Linked DNA regions of Homo sapiens: region 1 is linked to region 2. Evidence: chromatin loops called from intact Hi-C (ENCODE). Cell type or tissue: mammary epithelial cell. All regions are shown on one strand. Each heading gives the region's core, and the rest is flanking DNA. Links, peaks and the distances in the headings are about the cores only. Region 1 holds the start of LOC105372528 (a long non-coding RNA gene). Region 2 has its middle 92 kb from the start of LINC02871.

What was found. Peaks named below come from ENCODE experiments on the same cell type or tissue, not always from the same donor. Only the 100,000 strongest peaks of a DNase experiment are listed, where the experiment ranks them.
Region 1: a loop joins it to region 2, with 2.1 times the contacts of the local background. A loop is called at or near these places in 2 of 110 quality-filtered maps.

What each region holds. Positions count from the first base shown.
Region 1 is chr20:11,174,475-11,185,977 of GRCh38, forward strand. LOC105372528 (a long non-coding RNA gene) reads right to left here and starts at 3,979. Exons shown (of 3, transcript XR_937260.2): 1 at 3,936-3,979; 2 at 2,102-2,225. In mammary epithelial cell, for the core only: a CTCF peak has its summit at 4,998; a DNase peak (open chromatin) is centred at 4,727; H3K27ac peaks cover 2,901 bases.
Region 2 is chr20:11,112,301-11,123,803 of GRCh38, forward strand. No RefSeq gene overlaps it. Among named protein-coding and RNA genes, the nearest start is that of LINC02871, 92 kb to the left of the region's middle. In mammary epithelial cell, for the core only: no CTCF peak of the experiment used is centred there; DNase peaks (open chromatin) are centred at 5,691 and 6,721; H3K27ac peaks cover 3,532 bases.

The sequences.
Region 1 (11,503 bases), core at 1,084-9,083, 61 kb after region 2:
CTTAACAAATGGTGATTATGACATCTAAACTTTGGCGGCAGAACCACGTAGGTCCTTAGTTAGGCGATGTATCTGATATAACTCAGTTAACTGAGGGAAGGCCAGTTCTGTGGCCATGCAGGGCTCACGTTCCTTGTGACAGGCAAGTGATCTGTATGAAGCAGCCAGGATGGACGTTATTTCTCATGCAGTTATGTGGGGACTAAAAGCTGATGTGGCCCTGTGCCAAGTCCTTTAAAAACCTACATAATGGAAATCCATTGGCAAAGTCTTTACTACTCTAAAATGGACTCTCACCTCCAAATGAAAGTGGCTGGAAGCATCACACTGCCTCTGTCCAAAGCAGTGTAAGATGCACCAGCTTGACTCTGAGCTGGAAGCAGAAGTCAGGCATGACTCTATATTTGCACTGACATCAGTTCTACCACTAAAGTATCTGACCAGTGGCTGGTGTTTGTTATCTCTGTGGGGCCTAACATCTCCACCATAAGGCAAGATTCATCTCAACTTCTGGGCAGTGCCCTACCAAACTCGACCTGGAAATTGATTGCCTCTGTGCAGTTGATACCTGCACTTCCGGGCTCAGTGACAGGGTCGACTCGCATCATGGCCCACAAAGCTCCTTGTGCAAAGAGCTCTCCAGTAATCTGGTTGATCTTGATCTTGTTTCTACCAGTTGGTAGTTTTGCTCAAGTGCTTTCAGAAGCTTGAATGGCCTGATAAGTTGGTCTTTGTGTAGAAAAAAAAAACGCAAAAAACTAGGAGACAACTTGTTCTCACAAATCATGTTTCAAGGAGCTATTTTTATTCCAAGATATGAGAAGCAGTCATTCTGACATGTTTTATTGTCTGGTGGCTAAAGTCAGATTCTTACATTAAAAGTAAGAACTAAAAAACTTTAATGTTATTTGAGTATGTAGAGACCACCCTTGTCAACATTGGCATGTTATAGAAGAAGGAACTAAGACCAAGACACTTGCTCTGTCACTATCTCCATTACTATGAACCCTCAAATGGTGCCTGTCCTTCTTGTTTTATTTTCCTATCCCTCTTTTCTCATTCTTACTCCCCTCTGCATTTCCCTTGTCACTCTTCACTTTATAGCCAAAGAGACACAGAAAGAGTGTAATGTAAATGTGGAGGGTATACATACAATTTTCTTCTATTGTGTCTTTTAATCAGCATCTCTTTCAACTCATACTATTCTCAGTTTATCATCTCATTTTTTTTTAATTTGGACACTTTCAGTATGGTCTTATCATTAAGAGACATAAAGGTTTCAATAGCCAGTGGTGATTTTTAGGATTTCACAGCTCATATTTTTGGCTTTTGAGTCTCAAAAATAAAACAATATGGAAAGTGCCCAAATCAGCAGTATAAGCCCTGGCTGCAAAATTATACCCATATTCAAATTACAGTGTTGGTAGCCAGATTCTTTTTCCCTTAGAAAAGACATTTTTAACAATAGTTTTCAATGACAGCAAACAGTCACTTATGTGTAACAGAAAACATAACCTAAAAACAAAGCCTTGAGAAATTGACACTTACTTTAGAATATCTTTTTATATTAATGGTCCTAGTGCCAAGCTGGTAGATTTAAGCTAAATTCTTTAGAAAGCATTCCCAGCACAAATGTAGCCAGGGAACTCTTCTACAATTTGTAAATTTTGCTGGAGGATAAACAGTGGAAGTGGGAATAAATTGAATTTAAAGTCTCAACTAAACAGTCGTACCTTGTATGTGTGTCTGTGTGTGTCAAACTTAAATGCAGCTTGCTCAGATCCACAGAGCACACAAGAGCAAGTCTTCTGAATTTCAGAACTGACCAGAGGCAGAATGAACTTTAAATCTGGCATGTTACATTTTTCAGTGTCTCCATCTGAAGAATATGCAAACCTCCAGTTAAAAAAAATTTATGTATTATTCCATTCATATAGATTTAGGGTATCAAGTTTTTAAGTACTGTAATTGTTTGACCACCATGGAAAAAATGATAGTTTTAATTCTTTCCAAAGCTGTAGTTTGTGCATCTGTGGACACTCCTTCAATATTTTAGGAGAAGGTACTAGGCATATTTAAATAATACTATATTATTACTCACTTTGTCAACAAAATTTGGTGGTTGTTCCAAAGTGCCATATGAAGCCACATGAGATTTCTCTCTATGGGCTAAAAACCTGGCATCCCATCAAGATGATGCTGTTTACACATTCGATCATCATTTACTTTGTGAAGGCAGAAGGAAAATTTTCAATTAATTTTTAAAAATTTATGTTTAACATAAATTCATAATTTCTTACATATATGTTTTCTTAACCGAACAATTTCCCTTTTCTTTTCTTTCCTTTTTTTCTCTTTTATTTTCTTTATCTTCTCTTCTCTTTTTCTTTTCTTTCTTTTTTTTTTTTTTTTTTTGAGACAGAGTCTCGCTCTATCACCCAGGCTAGAGTGCGGTGGCACAATCTTGGTTCACTGCAACCTCCACCTCCCTGGATCAAACAATTCCCCTGCCTCAGCCTCCTCAGTTGCTGGGATTACAGGCACATGCCTCCACACCCGGCTAATTTTTTTGTATTTTTAGTAGAGTTGGGGTTTCACCATGTTGGTCGGACTGGTCTCGAGCTCCTGACCGCAGGCAATCCGCCCGTCTTGGCCTCCCAAAGTGTTGGGATTACAGGCGTGAGCCACCACGCCAGGCCTGAACAATTTCTTAGTAAGAGGCATATCAAACCATTTACATTTAGAAAATAAATGCCAAATGCCAGGTGAACAGCTTTTTGCCATGTGTCATTCAGTTTTAGAATTTCTGCTCACTTTGATTGTACCATGAAACCTACACTTAGATGGAGCAGAAAACTTCAATAGGGCTAAGGCATGTGAGCAAGAAGTGCTTTTAAAACTTCCACTGAGGGCATTCTCTACTTTGGGGATTAAGGAAAGTTTTACATTTTACCGATTATGGATGGACTCTCAAGTTGAAATCTAAGTGAAGTGGTTCCATTAATCCAATTTATCACTGTGATAATTTAATATACTCTATGGATTGGTGATCAGGGCAGCCGACTAGTTTTCTCTCCTTTAACCTGGCTTAGTTTCCTCATAGAAGAGACATTTTAAATGTAATAAGCCTTGGCTCTTGCCTAGCGAGTTTTTTCTTCCATTATTCTTTATACTGGAAGAGTAGCTGGTTTCAAAGACTTAAGTTTCCCAAATCCCCTACTTGATGTTTTCAGGGCTTCTCCCACATCCTTGGTCTTTACCATTTTGGTATATGTTTGCCCGAATCCCAACTGCCAGAGAGCTTACTTCTTTGCCTGAGGACTTGCCCTGGATCCCGAAGCCTGTTTGCCCATGCAGGAGGAAGGCTGGAAGTCCCAGGAAATTAATGATCCTTTGGAGCAGGATTTAGTCAATGACTGAAGAAGTCAGTGTATAAAAACCCCAGCTCTCTCTCCCTTGGGGAAGCTAATCCAGATGCACGTGTTCCACAGGCTTCCAGAGTTCCCCAGTAAGACTGAGCTCCAGTTGTCCACAGTGATGACTTGCTTGACAAAGCACCCCTGTTCATTATCTTCCCTTGCTAGTGTGACTTCCCACCTCTCCTACTAGTATTTCCTAAAATCACCTCTGAAACAATTTCTTCTTGAATCTTTGTCTCAAGGTCTACATCTGAGTCTACATCTGGGGAAGTTCTGAATAATTTGTAATAGAAACATCTTTGGCTTTACTATTCCCCCGAAAAAAACTAAATAAGCCACTTCTCATCCCCAATTATGCAGGGGCTATGTCTCCACTTTAAGGCATATTTTCTAGGTATTTTTTGTGGCATATTTTTGTCTTGAAAAATCTGCCAAAATATATATAAAATGACAGCTCACTTTAATCATGCTTAATGAACACTTGCTCTGAAGCTCTGGCTAGCAGCCAGCTGATACCTGGATGCTCCAAACTTCAGAAGTTGTACAGCTCAGCGGCTCTGGTAAATTCAATTCAATCTTGAAATTAAAATGTTGCAGAGACAGTTTCTGATATTGTTTTCCAGAAAATTGGCCTTAATAGAGTAAAAATAACATTCATATTTAATCTTCTTTCCTTTTCCTCTAAGTAATTTAAGGAAAAGTTAACTTAGTTTACCAAGGCCCAAGGCAATGCTCAGCTATATTAAAATAAAATATAATAAAGCCTTCTTAAAATACATTTTTCTGAATTCTATCTCAAATCTATAAAATCAGGACCTTTGAAATTGAGGAATTAATGTTTTACAATTCCCCAAAAATAATTTTTATACACTCTCAGGTTATATTGCCTTGGTGCTTAATAGTTGTTTTTTTTTTTTCACTTTTCCTTTCTTCTAATCTCATAGTTAAGTTGAATCAGATTGCCCTATTCTTTTGGCAATCTAAAGGAAACATATTTGCATGTACACCCTGTAGAACAGTATTTACTTAAGTCTAGGTTTAATAGAAAATAATAAGTCTAATAAGAAGCCCAAGTTCCTATAATAAAAATGAAACAATAAATGCATAGAAATATGAGGAAGAAATTACACCCATTAAATGCACCTAGCCTGATGAGTGATAGGATGGCTGCTTATTCAAGTTGGAAATTTTACACATGATCGAAGCTTTATTTAGTCTAATGGAATGTGCTTCCTGAATCTGGCTTCTAACTAAGCCAGGGCACAATAGCAAGTATTATGTGATTGGACTGAGCTCATTCCCTTCTCTGAGTCATTGTGACTCAGTCTTGACTGCCTCTTTCTCTCAGGTAGCCTATCACCTTACTTTTCCCCTCTGGTTTAGAAATTCATTCAGAATGTTACAGAAACCAACTTGACTATCCTTATACATCATGGGTTACCGCTCCCGTCTTTCTCTAAGAACTTCTGGAATCACTTGGAATATTTAGCCTTATTTTACAGTTTAGAAAACATAAGCTCAGTGATTTATGGAGATAAAATTCACAGAAAGTGTCCCACTAGTGGCCAAGATAAGCCTGTCTCACTGCTAGAGGATCACATGGGTGGATGAATGCCATGCTAATTACACCAGCAAAGTAGAGATGACTCCAAAATATTTTTTAGGATAATTTAATATTTGTAATTCTCAAAAAACAATATTAAATATATAATCTTTAGAGGTTTCTGAACACTCATATATGTCCTTACATTTATTAGTCTTTATTTTGACATATTTAGAGAGGTAGGGATGTATCAAAATCAAATTGTAACTTGTGGCTTCCGAATGTTCTTAATCCAAACATTTCCTGTCTTCATGTATTGCTTAGCCACTGAGCATAAACCCATAAGATATAGTACAAGGAAAGCATTGTCAGGATGCTCATATATCCTGGAAATAATTTTGGTTTTCCCACTGGTCACCCTGGGTTGTCCATGCAATCATCCAAGTCAATGCTAAAGTTTCAAATTGTTTTGAGGATCTGAATTAAGGAAACTTAATATTAGAAGAAATATACTCCATTCCCAGACAGGCTCTCAAGGCTAACACATTTCTAATGCAGATGTAAAGGTTATTTATTGGTCAAGAGTATTATAAAGTGGCCTATCTACTATAGCTTTTAGACTTTCCAGGAAAGTGTCAAATCACCCTGCCTTTGTTCAAATACTCTGTTTAGGTCTTGCCTTTCTAAGACTTCTCTTTATATACTGCATCTCTGAGTGTGTCCCTACACAACAAGGAGATGTTAGGCTCTTACCATCAATGGAAGAAGAATCCCATGTTTCTCTCAAGTCATCTTCCTCCAAAATTCAATATGAGTTCATTCTGGGCCACTGATCTGACTATGAATTCTGGGAAGTGTGCAGTTATCAGATAGTGATCTAGAATTCATACAACCTACAAAAGACATTGTTTATAATAACTTAAACCACATCACAAGTTTCCCCTCCCCTGGAGACTGTAGTGAAAGCAGAGCATCATTAGGCAAGACACCTGATAGAAACATTAGATGTTGGTTCTGGTTCCCCAACAATAAAAAATTCACAAGGACTTTAGCCTTGCTGACCACATTGCTAGAGTTGTTGACATTGTAGGGCTTTGTGGATAGTCCAGGCTGACTTCCATCTATTTCCCACCTACAGTCCTTGACATCTTCCATGCCACTGTCACATTGCTGAGTTCAGGGTGAGAACTCCCTCTTCTTCCCTCTAGCATTAACTTGTAATCATATTGATCAGGTCTCTGACAAAGAAGTCTTGGTGACTTAGTTTGGTATAATTCTTTTAGCATAACCACCACATTTAACTCATTTTTCCTTTTTTTTTTTATAGTCTCCAGTTCTGTTTGGAAATACAGGTTGGCTTCTCTTGGAGATAGTTCTAAAGATGATATGAGTAAAAATACACAGTTGGACACATTGAACAATTCCCTTGCAGCTTAAAATGTCTGGACTAAGCTGAGTTTCTTCTGAATCTAGAATGTAAGCACTGGGGTAGCAGATTGGGAAGAATATAAATTCATTGAAATGTAAGTTACCACATGAAAAATTCCACTCTCCAAACAACCAATTTGCTGAGAGCAAATCTGGCTGCCACTTGCATATGAACATTGATTGTTCAAGAACTATCTAGGGCTCTTAAAATGGGAAAGCTATTTTTTTCTTACCCTGTACTATCTGAAAATCACTACTTGATATGGTTTGGCCATGCCCCCCACCCAAATTTCATCTTGAATTGTAGCTCCCATAATTCCCACATGTTGTGGGAGGAGCCCAGTGGGAGATAATTGAATCATCAGGGTGGTTTCACTCATACTGTTCTCGTGATAGTGAATAAGTCTCACAAGATCTGATGGCTTTATAAGAAGGAGTTTCCCTGCACAAGCTCTCTCTTTGCCTGCTGCCATCCATGTAAGACATGACTTGCTCCTCCTTGCCTTCTGCCACGTTGTGAGGTCTCCCCAGCAACGTGGAACTGTAAGTCCATTAAACTTCTTTCTTTTGTAAATTGCCCAGCCTTGGGTATGTGTTTATCAGCAGCATGAAAAAGGACTAATACACTACTAAATCAAAGCAATTTAATTGTACTTTATTTTTTACAAAGTATAAGTAATTTCACCACTGTCTTTTTACTTCTTGTTTTCCACTGTGATGAAACCTGTATATAATTTAAACAAGCAAATAATTAAGTAAATAAGTCAACAAATAAATCTCAAAAAACAGAATTTTCAGTGGTCCAAAGAAGCAATATAAATTATATAATACAATAAATACACACAAACACAGCATCTTTAATACAATTCACTGACTTTCTCTATAACTTTAATAGATAATAGTACAGTTCAGTTGAATGTAGATTAATTTAGTACTTTGGATTTGTGAACTGTTCTCAATCATTTACCATTTTATAGATAAATGAGAAGTTGTATTAGTCAGCATCGCTGAGATATCAAATGATCCTCATATTTTAGTGGCTTAAATCACAAATATTTATGCCTTGCTCACATTTCATGTCAACTAACTTGGGACTGTCCCATTGTATTTCTTCTCATTCCGGCACTGACGGTCAAGGAGAAGTGCTCTTTTGGCTTTGCTATTCTCTTGGAAAAGGAAAAAAGATGAAAGCCATTTGTGCAGTATCCTCTAATGCTTCTATTTACACATCAAGACGGTTTATATTCCATTGAACAAAGCAAGTCATGACAAGGTTCAAAATGAAGGGGGCAGCAAAGCACATTCCTCCCTTGGAAAAGCACAGAAATCACATAGCAACAGATGATGGTACATATTCTTACAGGCCAAGGAGGCATGAATAATTGAGAACAGCAATATAATCTAATACAAAATTATTTTTCTTAAATGCCATTATTTTTTCCTGGATATAGAAAAATGAAGAAGATGAAGCTTCATTACTGATATACCAATTTTACTTGATTCTGGGTTTATATTTGTAAACAAGAGTGGAAGATTTCATGTGAGCTTGAATATGGATGTAGTCAGGGGCATGAGCCTGATGAATTAAATAGGTCAGCATATATAACATAATACAAAGGAAGACAGAAAACCATCCTGCAGTTTATGTTATTCTTTCCATTCGTGTTATATAAAACACTGGAAGTTAAGATGCACTAGAAGTTTCTGTTTCAAAAATGACAGTGGGCTGTACAATCACAACATAAATTGTTATATGTATCAATTAGTAATGACTGTGTACCAATCCTACCCAAATCTCAGTGGCTTAAAATAATAAGATTTGTTATTTTCTTAAGTAGATGGAAAGATCATGAGGGTTTTATTCTCTTAGCTGTATTCACTCATACATCTGCAGTCAGGTTTTTCCACCTATTTGGAATGCAGCTGGATGCATGTAGACTGACCTAGACAGATTACAGCTGAGGCAATTGGTTTGTCATCCATATCTCTCATTCTTCAATAGGACAGCCTAGGCTCATTCACATAGCAGTGACAGGGTTCCAAGAAACAGAGCAGAAGTTGCGAGGTGTCTTGAGGCCTGGCTTGGAACTTGCACAACAGCACTTTTGCAATCATAGCAATTCACAAGATGAGCCCAAATTCAAGGAAAAGGGAAATAGGCCCTACCACTTGAAGGTAGAAGCCAAGATATCATATTGCAAAAGATAATCTTTTTAGATTAAAAAATGGGTTATTTTAGAATAGATTTATATATACTGAAAAATTATGAAGATAATAGGGAACCATATACCCCAAGCCCAACTTTTCCTATTATTAACTCCTTATATTACCATCGTGCATTTGTCACAACTAAAGAACCAATATAAATGTATTATCACTAGTAAATTCCATACTTTTTTCAAATTTTCTGAATTTTTATCTAATGTTACTTTTCTCCAAGGATCCTATCTAGAATACACTACATTCAGTCATTATATCTTGTTAGGCTCCTATTGGTTGTGACAATTTCTCAGCCTTTTCTAAGTTTTGATGACATTGACAGTTTTTGTTAGAGCACTGCTCAGGTATTTTGTAGAAGTTGTTTTTTTCTTGTTTGTTTTTGGAGATGGAGTCTCACTCTGTCACCCAGGCTGGAGTGCAGTGGTACAATCTCGGCTCACTGTAACCTCCATTTCCCGGGTTCAAGCGATTCTCCCACCTCAGCTTCCCGAGTAGCTGGGATTACAGGCACCCGCCACCATGCCTGACTATTTTTTGTATTTTTAGTACAGATGGGGTTTCATCATGTTGGCCAGGCTGGTCTCAAACTCCCGACCTCAGGTGATCCGCCTGCCTCAGCCTCCCAAAGTGCTAGGATTACAGACATGAGCCACCGCACCTGGCCAGAATGTTTTTCAACTGGAATTTGTCTAATTCTTTTCTCATAAACAGATTGAGGTTATGAGTTTTTGAAAAGAAAACCACAGAGGTTAACTGCTGCTCTTATTACATTAAAACAAGAGTACATATTATTGGCATGCCATCACTTTTGATATTGACCTTGTCCACCTGAGCAGCATAATTTTGTCAGCTTTCTCTGCTGTAAAGATGTTCTCCTCTCCTTTGCCATATTATAATTGTTGGAAGGGAGTCACCTTGTACAAAACACAAATAAGAGTAAAAACTTATGTTCTGCCTCCTTGAAAGTGAAGTAGCCAAATAAATTATTTGTAATTCATCTGCATGGGAGAATTGTCTATTTTCCTATTTATTTATTTATTTACTTGCTTGTTTAATTATTTATTTATATCAGTATAGACATACAAGTATTTATTTTCTACTTTGGGTCATAATTTCACAGTATTAATATTATTTTCATTATTTTCTTTCTCAAGTTGTTCCAGCTTTGGCCATTGGGAATGCTCCATTTCTTCTTGTGTCCCTTTGTCATACTTCTATTATTGTGGGGGATTTTTAAAAACTTTTATTTTTTAGCATTCCCTTGATTTTTGGCATTACAGAGCCTTCAGCCTCCTCTTTTATATTTTCTGAGTTCTAGAATCAATCATTTCTTCAAGGAAAACTTGTTCCTTGTATTAGAGAATAGTATTACAAACTAAAAGCTGGGTCCTGGGTTTGGTCATTACTGCTGGAGTGTTGTTGCTGCTAGGCCCTTTCAGCCGACAGAATGATCAAATGCATGAGTGTATACTAACCTGTGCATATCCTTGTATCTCTGAATATTTCCATATGCAACCCTGTGTACCTACATTAAGCTAAACATGAGTTCTTACTCATATCTCCAACTGCAGATTATGATCTGGATCATTTCAGCTTCCTCTCTTTGCTATTTGTAACCTCATACTCCAACACTAAGAAACCTGTCACTTTCCATCTGCTATCAATTCACTTGATTGTTCAATTTCAATATAAATGTATAGTGGTTTCAGAATTGTCAACTTGAACTCTTATGGGAAACAGCTTTATCAAGTAGAATACGGTACTTATGTGCAGTTCTTTTCACCTTTACTGTCATTTCCAAAATTATTTAGGTCGACACCTTTTCTCCTATCCCCTTCAGTTAGATTGTTTCATACATTTGTAATATGGTTAGATTCTTTTGCCGCATTCTAAATTCCATTCTGGAATTTCCTTAACTCCTAATTTTTTTATTTGCATGCACTAAGGTTCACTCTTTGTGTTGCAAAGATCTATGAGTTTTAACGTATGCAGTGTTATATGTCCACAATTACTCTATCATACAGAATAGTTTTACCTTTCTAAACAAACAAACAAACAAACAGAAACACATTTTCACCTATTCAACCCTCTTCCTACTCAGATGACCCACAACCACCAGCCTGTTTCCTGTCTTTATAGTTTTGCCTTTTCTAGAATGTCATGTTAATAGAAGCATAAATTTATAGCCTACTTAGCCTGGTTTCTTTCACTTAGCAATAGGCTTTTAAAGATATATCCATGATTTTGCCTGGCTTGATAACTCACTCTTTTTATCCCTGAGTATTAGTCCATCCTATGAAGGATGCAGAACAGCTTGTTTGTCCATTCGTCTATTGAAGGACATTCGTATTGCTTTCTATTTAGGAAGATTAGGAATAAAGCTGTTATAAACATTCGCATGCAGGCTTTTAAGTGGACATGTTTTCAAATCAACTGGATAAAATACCTAGGAGCACAATTAGTGGTAAGAAACTGTCAAACAGTTTTCCAAAGTGGTTGTACCAGTTTGCATTCATATCACCAATGAATGAGAAATCCTGCTGCTCCACAATCTTACAGTAATTGGTATTGTCAGTTATTGGATTTTAGCCATTCAAATTAGTGTGTAGTGCTCTCTCATTGTTATTTTTATTTGCATTTCTCTAATGATCATTTTTATAATCAATCTACTGCATCATACATAGCAATCATTAATAAAAATAATTTTTGATTAATTCATAAATTGTATGAATGGTTATTCTACATATTTTTAGAATATAAATTGTTCATCATGTAATGGTTGGCTAGTTTAACTTTGGGGAAATCTGAAGCCCTAGGGACTATATATTTATGTTGTTTACTTTTACATCCTCAGCACCTGATACATATTAAGTGCTCAATAAGTTTCCTTCCA
Region 2 (11,503 bases), core at 2,299-10,298:
TGACGGGTGCTGGTAATCTCAGCTACTCGGGAGGCTGAGGCAGGAGAATCACTTGAACCCGGGAGGCGGAGGTTTCAGTGAGCCAAGATCGCACCACTGCACTCCAGTCTGGGCGACAGAGCGAGACTCTGTTAAAAAAAAAAAAAGTTATAAAAATAAGAATTAGTATATCCAGGATTTCTTATTCTGAAGATTTCTTTCACAGAAAGAACGAGGAAATAAATAAATATGGACAAAAGTGTTTATTCTAGCTTTGTTACAAAGGCGAAAACAGATGAAGGCAAAACAGAATTGTTGAATGTATCTATTCAATATCAGTAGCAAACACTATGAATTAGTTGTACACTATGAATTAGTTGTACACTAGGAAAGTTTTCAACAATTATTTTCCCATGGATAATAGCAAGATATACAGAAATCTGTCAGTATGATCTAATTTTGGTAAAACAATAATAAAAACTTTAACTTCATGATATGTAAGCAGGAGAGAGAGAAAAGACAAAGAAAACAGAAAACAGTTAAGAAGACTGCCTAACATAAAAACAAACAAATAAATAAAAGAACAGGAAAAACACTGAGCACAAATGAGTGACTTGTCCACACCATGCAGTTGTTCAGTAATAAAGCTGGAATGCGATGACAAATTCTCTTATTCCAAACTCATCTCTATTACTGTGACTCCACATTATGTCTTGTCCAAATGCTGAAAGAGGTGTTCAGTTCTTATCCAATTTCATACTCATTTATAGCACCTGGCTCTTAGTAGCTACTAAGTAAACATTTGTTTAATGTTTAAAGAATGGAGAGAGGAATAAGCAATTCGAGTATATTTCAGAAGAGCAGGTCCTCCATACTGTGTTCATTTTATTCACTGGTTAGGATATTTACCAAAGGTTCCTTTCTGTTGCCTCAGTCCAGTTCAAACAACTGTGCTTGACATTAAAAAATGCTCAAAAAGGCCAGGCTTAGTGGCTCACACCTATAAACCCAGCACTTTGTGAGGCCAAGGCAGGAGGATGACTTGAACCCAGGACCTTGAGACCAGCCTAGGCAACATAGTGAGATTCCATCTCCCTAAAAAAAAAAAAAAAAAAAAAAAAAAATTGGCTGGGCATGGTGATGCACCCCTGTGATGCCAGCTACTTGGAAGGCTGAGGCGCAAGGACTGCTTGAGCTTTAGCGTTTGAGTCTGTAGTGAGTTATAAACATGCCACTGTGCTCCAGCCTGGGAAACAGAGAGAAACCTGTCTCTAAAATACAACAAACGTAAAAATAAAAATGCTCAAAAGCTGAGGTTGATCAATGGGTACGTATATACGGTTAGATAAAAGAAATAAGACCTACTATTTGATAGATCATTATGGTGACTACAGTTAAGAATAATCTATTGTACATGTCAAAACAGCTAGAAGAAAATATTTTGAATGCTTCTAGTGTAACGAAAAAATATTTAAGGTGAGTATATCCCGATTATCCTGATTTGATATTTGTGTATTAAATGAATGCATCAACATATTACCTGTACCCCCAAATATGTATATTTGTTGCATATTAACTTAAGAAGGCTCAAAAGTTAACATCAGTTTTTCGGCCCATGTTTATTTTCTCTCCTTTTTTCACAAGTTAACTCCAGTCCAGCTATTTCTGGTCTCACCGAAGCACATTTCTTAACAACCCCTCCAAGCCTTTCACTGAGAACTTCTTTCCCTTCCCTTCTTTGCTCCACCCCATCTGTCTTTCAAGGCCTAGGTTCTTTCCCATCTCTCCCACAACATTTTCTCTGAACCATTCTTAGTCACATTTTTATATGTTCATGTTGTACTCATTCCTACATTATTAAGCCCCTATGGTCAGGAACTATACCCTAAGGTGCTTTGCCCACCCCGTAGGATCTTTTCCAATCCTTTGCACATACTGGGAGTTTAATAAATGTCTATGATTCAAGTTTTTGTTGTATGTCATCAAGGATATTTGCCACTTGTCAATGGCAGCCTTCACACTGCTTGTTTTGGTAGTATTTGAAGCCCAGATGTCCAGAATGGAATTAATTACAGTTTCTCCATGATCCTGTTTCTCTTTCTGTATTTTCTGTCCCAGTTACTGACACTACTATTAATTCAACTGTCCAAACTGAAAACCTCCCATATTTGATCTCTGGTTATTTTTGCCTCCTACATTTAATTGGCTGCTCAGTTTAATTGATTTTTCCACTGCCACACACTGCCAATTAATGTACTACTTTTCTTCTCTTCCCACTGCCAATGTCCTGGTTCATGTCCTCATGCTCCCTGTTGCTAGTGAAGTAGATTTCTAACTGATACCTCTCTGTTCTTACTCTCTAATCCTTCCTTCAAAGGGTTACTGGAGTTAAAACCTTGCCAAGTCTCATTTTTCTTTCCCCAAGCCAATAAGAATTAAAAAATAAGTGTCATTGTGTGGCATTGTAAACCCTCTCCCATTGGCTCCCCTTCTAACATTTCTGCCTTATCTTTTCCAAACCCTCCAGACACACAGTGTTAGGAGCTTGGATATATCCTTGACTTTTCTCATGCTATTCTCCCAATTTGAAGTGCTTCCCCTTCCTCTCCTCTAAACTCTCTAGTTCCTGTCACATAGGAAACATGACGATGTATTAGATATCACTGCTATAATTACTAAAGGCTGAATTCAAATGCTTATTTTCTCTGTGAAGTTTGTCTCAATTTTTCCTGTGAATATCAATAGGTCATTTCTCTATTCTCTGTACTTATTAGTAATTTTTCATTATAAAACTTTAATTTTTATATTGTAGTTTGCTGTTTAGCTCTCTTCGTCTTCCTACTCAATTATGAGCTCTTTGAGAAGAGAAACCGTGGCAAACTCATCTGCATATTCTCACAGCATCTAGCCTGTATATGGTACATAGTAATTGTTTCTTAATTATTTAATGCATGAAAGAGTGAATGTTTTCTCTCATCTACTTATGCTGAGGAATTGTTATATTATACTAAATGCTTTACATTGTCCCATTTATTCTCCTCCTTTAGCAATACCAACCAAGCATATGTGTGTGTTTAATATATGATTTATTTTTTATCATTCATATTTTTATTAGATCTATATATGTACACAGATGAAAACACTTAAAAATGGTAAATAAAGAAAAACACCAGTTTTTCACTCCTCAGTCTCACTGCCATTTTCAACTCTTTGAATGGTTTCTTCTGCTTTCTAAATTCTGTAGTTCTAAATAATATGTGTATGCTGAAGTTTATTCATCTAACAACTGTAGACATTATTACTTGGTTTGAAATTATACTTGGTAGATTAGTATTTAGCTCTGTTCAGCAGAGCGGACCACGAGAACAACTAACAGGGATTTGACTACACAGAACCAGTTGACTCTCAAAGGAATGGAGCCTGACTTGCCCTGTGTTAGCCCCTGACTCTGAACCACTCAGCTAACTGACCTCTTAGCTTCATCATCATGACCACTGGCCCAGAACTTGCGGTTTTCTATAGAATCCATCAGAGCACTTCATTTTTCTATCAAGCTTTCAATTGATGTCTGTATTAAAACATTGGCCTAAGATTAATTTCTTTTTTTTTTTTTGAGATGGAGTTTCTCTCTGTTGCCCAGACTGGAGTGCAGTGGAGTGATCTCAGCTCACTGCAACTTCCGCTTCCTAGGTTCAAGCGACTCTCCTGCCTCAGCCTTCCGAGTAGCTGAGATTACAGGCACGTGTCACCACACCCAGCAAATTTTTTTATTTTTAGTAGAGACAGGGTTTCTTCATGTTGGCCAGGGTGCTTGCATTTCTTTTTTTTTTTTATACTTTAAGTTTTAGGGTACATGTGCACAACATGCAGGTTTGTTACATATGTATACGTGTGCCATGTTGCTGTGCTGCACACATTAACTCGTCATTTAACATTAGGTATATCTCCTAATGCTATCCCTCCCCTCTCCTCCCACCCCACAACAGGCCCTGGTGTGTGATGTTCCCCTTCCTGTGTCCAAGTGTTCTCATTGTTCAATTCCCACCTATGAGTGAGAACATGCAGTGTTTGGTTTTTTGTCCTTGAGATAGTTTGCTGAGAATGATGGTTTCCAGCTTCATCCATGTCCCTACAAAGGACATGAACTCATCATTTTTTATGGCTGCATAGAATTCTATGGTGTATATGTGCCACATTTTCTTAATCCAGTCTATCATTGTTGGACATTTGGGTTGGTTCCATGTCTTTGCTATTGTGAATAGTGCCGCAATAAACATACGTGTGCATGTGTCTTTATAGCAGCATGATTTGTAATCCTTTGGGTATATACCCAGTAATGGGATGGCTGGGTCAAATGGTATTTCTAGTTCTAGATCCCTGAGGAATCGCCACACTGTCTTCCACAATGGTTGAACTAGTTTACAGTCCCACCAACAGTGTAAAAGTGTTCCTATTTCTCCACATCCTCTCCAGGACCTGTTGTTTCCTGACTTTTTAATGATCGCCATTCTAACTGGTGTGAGATGGTATCTCATTGTGGTTTTGATTTGCATTTCTCTGATGGTCAGTGATGATGAGCATTTTTTCATGTGTCTTTTGGCTGCATAAATGTCTTCTTTTGAGAAGTGTCTGTTCATATCTTTCACCAACTTGTTGATGGGGTTGTTTGTTTTTTTCTTGTAAATTTGTTTGAGTTCATTGTAGATTCTGGATATTAGCCCCTTGTCAGATGAGTAGATTGCAAAAATTTTCTCCCATTCTGTAGGTTGCCTATTCACTCTGATGGTAGTTTCTTTTGCCGTGCAGAAGCTCTTTAGTTTCATTAGATCCCATTTGTCAATTTTGGCTTTTGTTGCCATTGCTTTTGGTGTTTTAGACATGAAGTCCTTGCCCATGCCTATGTCCTGAATGATATTACCTAGGTTTTCTTCTAGGGTTTTTATGGTTTTAGCTCTAACATTTAAGTCTTTAATCCATCTTGAATTAATTTTTGTATAAGGTGTAAGGAAGGGATCCAGTTTCAGCTTTCCACATATGCCTTCTTAAATGCAATAATTAGCATTAAAACCTTGCAAACACTATAATAGTCACTATGTAACTCCATGCATTCACTGGTATGGAGTTTTGGAAAATTCCAGTGTTGTTCTTAGTTCAAACATACATGGAAATACAAAAAAAACTGTTGACATAAAGTCTGTAGAGCACAGTTCTTCTTTTGAAATTTCTCGGCAAAGCATTTCAGCAATATAATTATCAGGCACAATTAAACAGAAACTCCACAACAATGTAGTACATCTTCAAGAGAAGGCTTGTGAAGGTTAGTTTATACTCATCTTTCATCATTGAGGTACATCTTCATGCCTCAAGGAGAAATGGTGTCAAACATAACCTGTGTTTGTCCTAGACATGTTAATTTAGCCAGAAGAGGTCAATCAAAGGCTAAAAGATGTCCAAAAAGATTTCTCCTATATGTTGGCCAAGGATGCATGACAAAGATAGAGATAAGATAGAGAAAGCAACAGCATGCTTAGTCTAATCCTAGATAGTCTGTGCTTAAGCAAAACCAAACAAGTTTTAATTGTTAACACACAGAGCCAGGTAATGCTTCATATCACCATGTGAACAGATTATTAACAGTGGGGTTGTCATCAGCAGCATCATTGTTGTGTCTGAGCCATGTATGTGAAGCCTGTGTGTGACTCAGAGTGATATCATCAGTGTGGGCCAGGGGGTACTGGCAAGGACAAAGGCTGAGTCCAGTAGGGGATCTGCCAAAGAAAGTTGGCTTTTGAGTCAACATGAATCTCTTCAGGATCTGAACTGGGAAAAGCCCGGAGTGTCTCCATGGCCAAAGCCAAACAAATCAATTTTTGAAGGCCCTGAGGTCTTTATTAAATAAGGGAACTTGGTATACAAATTTTGAAAGGGGGGAAAAAAGCAATGAAATAAAATAGTACTCCACCTTTCAACATATTTTCAGAAGTACATTGTTCAGTGAAGCAGTTTCTGGGCTTCTCCACTAGGTATGGTTTCAGAGTGTGATTTTTAAAATCTGGCATGTCTTTGTCTATTACTCTCTTTGTGGGCTGTTGAACTGAATAGAGGCAGACATTACTCAGAATGAGGATGGAGACTGTCTGTTTTCGAGTAACAAAACTTTATTTTAAATGTCTACTTTGCCCCCAATTTTTTTTTGTAATGATGCAGTAAAAAATTATAGGATGCTTATCAGCAGACTATAATGTATTACAGATCCAAAGAGAGATTCAGATCCCTCAAACACCTCTTAAAAAGATGGGCCAGAAGGTGCCTTACAAAAGAATGGGATGTAAACCATGAACTTACTTTTCAGATGCCCAAAACTGCCATGAAAAGTTCATTTCTTTCAAAATTAGTGCTTTTAAATGACTCAAAATCATTATTATTTCATTCAAAAAATCACATACTTAAAAAGCACTGTATTTTCACACTTATTTTCAGTTTATTGTATACAGACAAGAGCTCATGACTGGCCAATTTATCATTAATATCTTTATTTTTCATAGTACATATTTTTACAGAATGACATTCCTGCATTTAGCCAGAACAAAACAATTCAGTTAATTTTGAATATTACTCATGCTTACATGGAAAAGGATGAAAATATTCTACTGGAAAACAAGAGACAATTCATCTTACTTGCACCTGGAATCTTCTGTGAATCACAGAAAAATATTAACTTGACTCATATATAAGGATTTCCTCTCTATTAAATAAAACATGACTTATCTCTATACCTTTTCAGTCTTGTTAGAGAGTAAGAGAGTTTATTTTTTCCCAATGTCTTCCCTAAATGAAGTTTTAAAAATGTATTCTAATGTCCAGCATGACGTAATATTAAGTATTGAGTCATAAATCAAGACACCAGCGTTAGAGTTTCAACTTGGCCATGGATTTGTTTGTGGTTTTAGGTCTAATCACGTAATTTTTATAGGCATCAGTGTTTTCACCTTGAAGAATCTGCAGAGGACTGAATACGAATGTGTCTTAGGCTCCTCTTGGCATGAGCACCAGGTCAAAGCCTTTGGTGACACTTAGTATGATTTTTACCTTGGCCATCAGGAGTTTGTCCTGGACCTACCTCAGAAAGGTATTATGTAAGGAATATTGCATTCTTCTTCCTCAGAGTCAAACTGTTTTCAAATTCACTTGTAGCTGGGAATGAAGAGCTCACCCCATAAGGGCATATGTTTTCTATTTGGAAAACAGATCTGTGGAGGCCATTCTAATCAGTCTCATGTACCTTCCTTTGAACTTGAAGGCTCTGTAAACAAAACAATACCTCCAAACTATTCCAAACACCAGCATGAGCTGCCATCCTTGATAAGTTAGTGTGTGAATCTCCCTTTCCTTTTTGCTTTTATTGGAAGTGACATAGAGTATTTCTGCATTAAATTAAATCTGGCCCACATAGAGCTCTTTTACATGGAAAATGCGAGAACATGGGTTGTTGGCAGAAGTAAGGTAAATATAGAACCTCTGATGGCGTTTGGGTGCTATGAAGCTTATTCATCGCCACAGACCAGCAATGACAACATTGTTCACAAGTGGTAAGGTTGCAATAAAGTAGTGCAAGTCTTCCAAAAGATGTGGTATTAAAATTCATGCTAATTACTCTCCTGTCATTTTTCTACATGCCCACATATCTATCTAATTGTGCTAACTTTGATGGACTATTTCACTTCTTTTCATACCTCTTTTGGTTACTATTGAAAGAACTGGCTTATGAGTCTGGGTGGAGAAAGAGATGATGACAATCTTGAGTTTGAAATGTATTCTGGAGTCAAAAAAAGGGATTTGAATGAATTCTGAGCTCAGCTGAGTATAGTCAGTAGTTTAAGTGAAACTGTACTAACATAAATCTTGTGAATTAGCAGAACATGAAGACAAGTTAGCATTTTGTGGGGCTGCAGACTTATTGCCTCTGGCAGTGAAAATATGACTAGTTGCATTTTGTTCAGAACTTAGTAAACTATATAATGACATTACAAGTTGAAAAATAACTTGATTTTGAATTTACAGTTTTGAATCCATATGAGCTGTCTTCAAAACTGCTTACCTTACATTTCCCTCACACTGACATGTGATATTAATCCAATAAGGAATTAATGGGGAACTACTAAGTGCTAGGCACTTTGCTAGAGGTTGGGGATATACATATAGCTCAAAATCGACTGGAATTCTAGGCACTCTAGAGTTGAGACATTACTTATTATAATAATTGTAATTTGACTTCTGAGGTTCTTCGTGGGGGACATTCTAATGACTTCACTATGACATTCATGGAGAGAACTCTGAGGTCTTGGCATACATAGGTCCATCTCACACTTCGAGAATTTGGTGAAGTTCCCTGAAATGATCTAGGAACCCAGTATTGACATTTGCTATTCAGTCTAGCATTCAGTTCTTTTCATGAGGCTTAAGGGTCATGGTTTCAAAGTCTTTTCACCTATGAGTAAGAAAGAGTCGATTTGGAGAAAACAGAGCAAGCAAATTTTCCTGCTTATGATCATGCAGATGTTTCTGGAACATAAAGGGGAAGAGCCAGGTGGAATCACTCAAAATTTGCAGTTCATAGAAGGGTTTTTCTTCTGTTTGTGAGTGATGAGGAGATGAAGCTGAGTTTTATGGAAAACTGGGAAAAATTCTTATAAACCAAATAATTCATTTACAAACACATTTTCTATTATTTCTTGTGCTGGTTTTAGTAAATGTATACCTCTGGATATACATTCATTTTATCTCAATTGTAATATATTGACACAAAGTTGATTATATACTCTTTCTTTTTTAATGTCAGTAGGATCTTTAGTGGTGTCCTCCTTGTCATTACAGAAATTATCTGCATTCTCTCTCTCTCTCTCTCTCTCTCTCTCACCAGTCTTGCCAGGGGGTTATTCTATTATTATTATTATTTTTTTTTGAGATAGAGTCTTGTTCTGTTGCCCAGGCTGGTGTGCAGTGGTGCAATCTCGGCTCACTGCAACCTCTGACTCTGGGGTTCAAGTGATTCTCCTGCCTCAGGCTTCCAAAAAGCTTGGATTACAGGCGCCCACCACCACACCCAACTAATTTTTGTATTTTTAGTAGAGATGGGGTTTCACCATGTTGGCCAGGCTGGTCATGACCTCTATTGCTCTTTTTGAAGAGCTGCGATTTGACTTTATAGTTCCATTTATTTTATTAAATTTTGTTTTTATATTTATTATTTTCATTTTTCTATTTTCTTTGGATTCACTGTGCTGTTCTTTTTCTAATTTCTTGATATAGACCTTAGATTACTGACTTTCAGCCATTCTTTTCTAATGTGTGGATTTATGACTATAAATTTCCCTTTGAGCGAGATTTTAGTGAAGCTCCGTAAGTCTGATAAGTAGTATTTTCATTATAATTCAGTTTAAAATGTTATTTAATTTTCATTGTTTCTTCTTTGAACAATGGGCTGCTTAGAGATGTACTGCTTAATTTTAAAATAGATTTTCTAGGTTCTTTTTTGTTGCGACTTCTACTGTGGTTACAGTATAACATTTGTATTATTTCAATTCCTTGAAATTTGGTAAGATTTTCAACATAACCCAACATATGTTCATTCTGGAAATGTTCTGTAAAAATTTTTTAAAGATGTGATTTCTGTGGTTTAATACAATGAAGTTAGGCTTGCTCATAATTTTGTGTATGTCTGCTCTCTACTTTCTCATTTTTTGGTCTGCTTGCTAACTAAGTTTTCATCATGAACTTTTGCCATTTGTACCAAATTCTACCTACATCTATTGAAATGCTGTATTATTTTATTCTTTATTTTATTAATGTGTTAAAGTATATAAATTAATTATTTTATTTTATTTTATTTATTTTAAAGCCTGTAGCCCAGTCTGGAGTGCAGTGGTGCAATCATGGTTCATTGCAGCCTCAATCTCCTGGGTTCAAGCCATCCTCCCACCTTGGCCTTCCAAAGTGCTGGGATTATGGGTGTAACATATGTGTCCTATATGTTGATTTCTCAAATGTTAAATGAAACTTTTCATTGTTATTCATGATGAGTTGTCTGTTTTTATGTATCTCTGGATTTGTTTGCTAGTAACTTCTGCCTCTTGGTTTTGTGGTTTGATGACTTTTATCATTTTGCAAAATCCCTAGATATCAGACTATCTTTCAAATATTTTTTCCTGTCACATTCTCTCTTTTCCTTTTGGAGTTTTAATTAAGGTATGTTAGAACCTTTCAGTATCTCCAATATGATTTTTATATTATTTTCTGTACTTTACATAATTTTTTTAAAATTTCAATACATATATTTCTTCCTGATCTGTTTTTCATTTCATCAATTTTCTCTTCAGCTTTTTATAATGTTATTAAAGTCATTCACTGAGATATTAATATCTGTTACTGTATTTTTAGCTTGATAATGTTCATTTAATTTTTAAAAATAAGTTTCTATTTTATTCCAAAATTCTTCTTCTCATCTCTGTTTAAAATTTCTTGCGCATATTACTCAGCATTATTTTTATGCTTGAGATCTTCATATTCAGGATATCCTGTGTATCTGTTTTTATTATATTTCCTCTTGTTTTTTGGTCATTTGTTTTGGCCATCTTATTTTTAGTATTCTATTTATTTTTTGTGGAATGCTAGACAATTGTGTTTGATAATTTCTGGAGACATTTTGAAGCCTCAGTTGATGTTTATCTTTCTTCAGAGAGGATTTATCATTGTTTTCGGTAGGCAGCTAAACTAGTTACTAACAATCCCATATCATCTTAATTAAATTGGGGGTTGAAGTGATTTGAATCTGGGTCCAGTCTCTCTGAGGTCTGGGCTACTTCCAATTCAACTTTTTTTCTTAGGTGTGGTCTTAAAGGTACCAACCAAAAGACTAGGGTGTTTACCAAAGATCCTCCTTCACATACAACATACTCTAATTTTTGTCCTTCTAGCAGTATGAATCTAGCAAAATCTGTAATCCGCTTCTCATACTCTTGGTTTCCACATTCAAAATGGGCAAAAGCCCTGGAAGAAAAGTGGAAACCAAATGCCGGGATCATTTTTTTTTTAAATTTCCTTTTTAAAAAATTATTATTCTACAAATCCTCACTGCCTTGATGGCACTCCAATGTCTTTAAATAGATTTAAAATTATTTTCGGCAGCTCTTCTTGTTGTTTTCAAGGGGGTAGGAAAAGGCCAGGACTACTTAATCCACCTTTTTTCCTGGAGCTAAACCCAAAACTAAAAATTTGATTCAATGTAATTTTTTACCCATGGTCTTCTCTATTTTAGAAAATGTCTTCAATTTCTCAAGTCTAAAATATAGGAATCATCCTTGATTTGTCACTTTCTCATACATCTCACATCCAACTCATATCTATGTCCTGTGAGTTCTACTTCCAAAATGTTTTTTGAAAATTTCTGTCCTCATTGCTACCACCAACTCTGAGCCACCTTTCTTTCTCTTCTGTTTCATAGAAATAACCTTCACACTGATGTTGT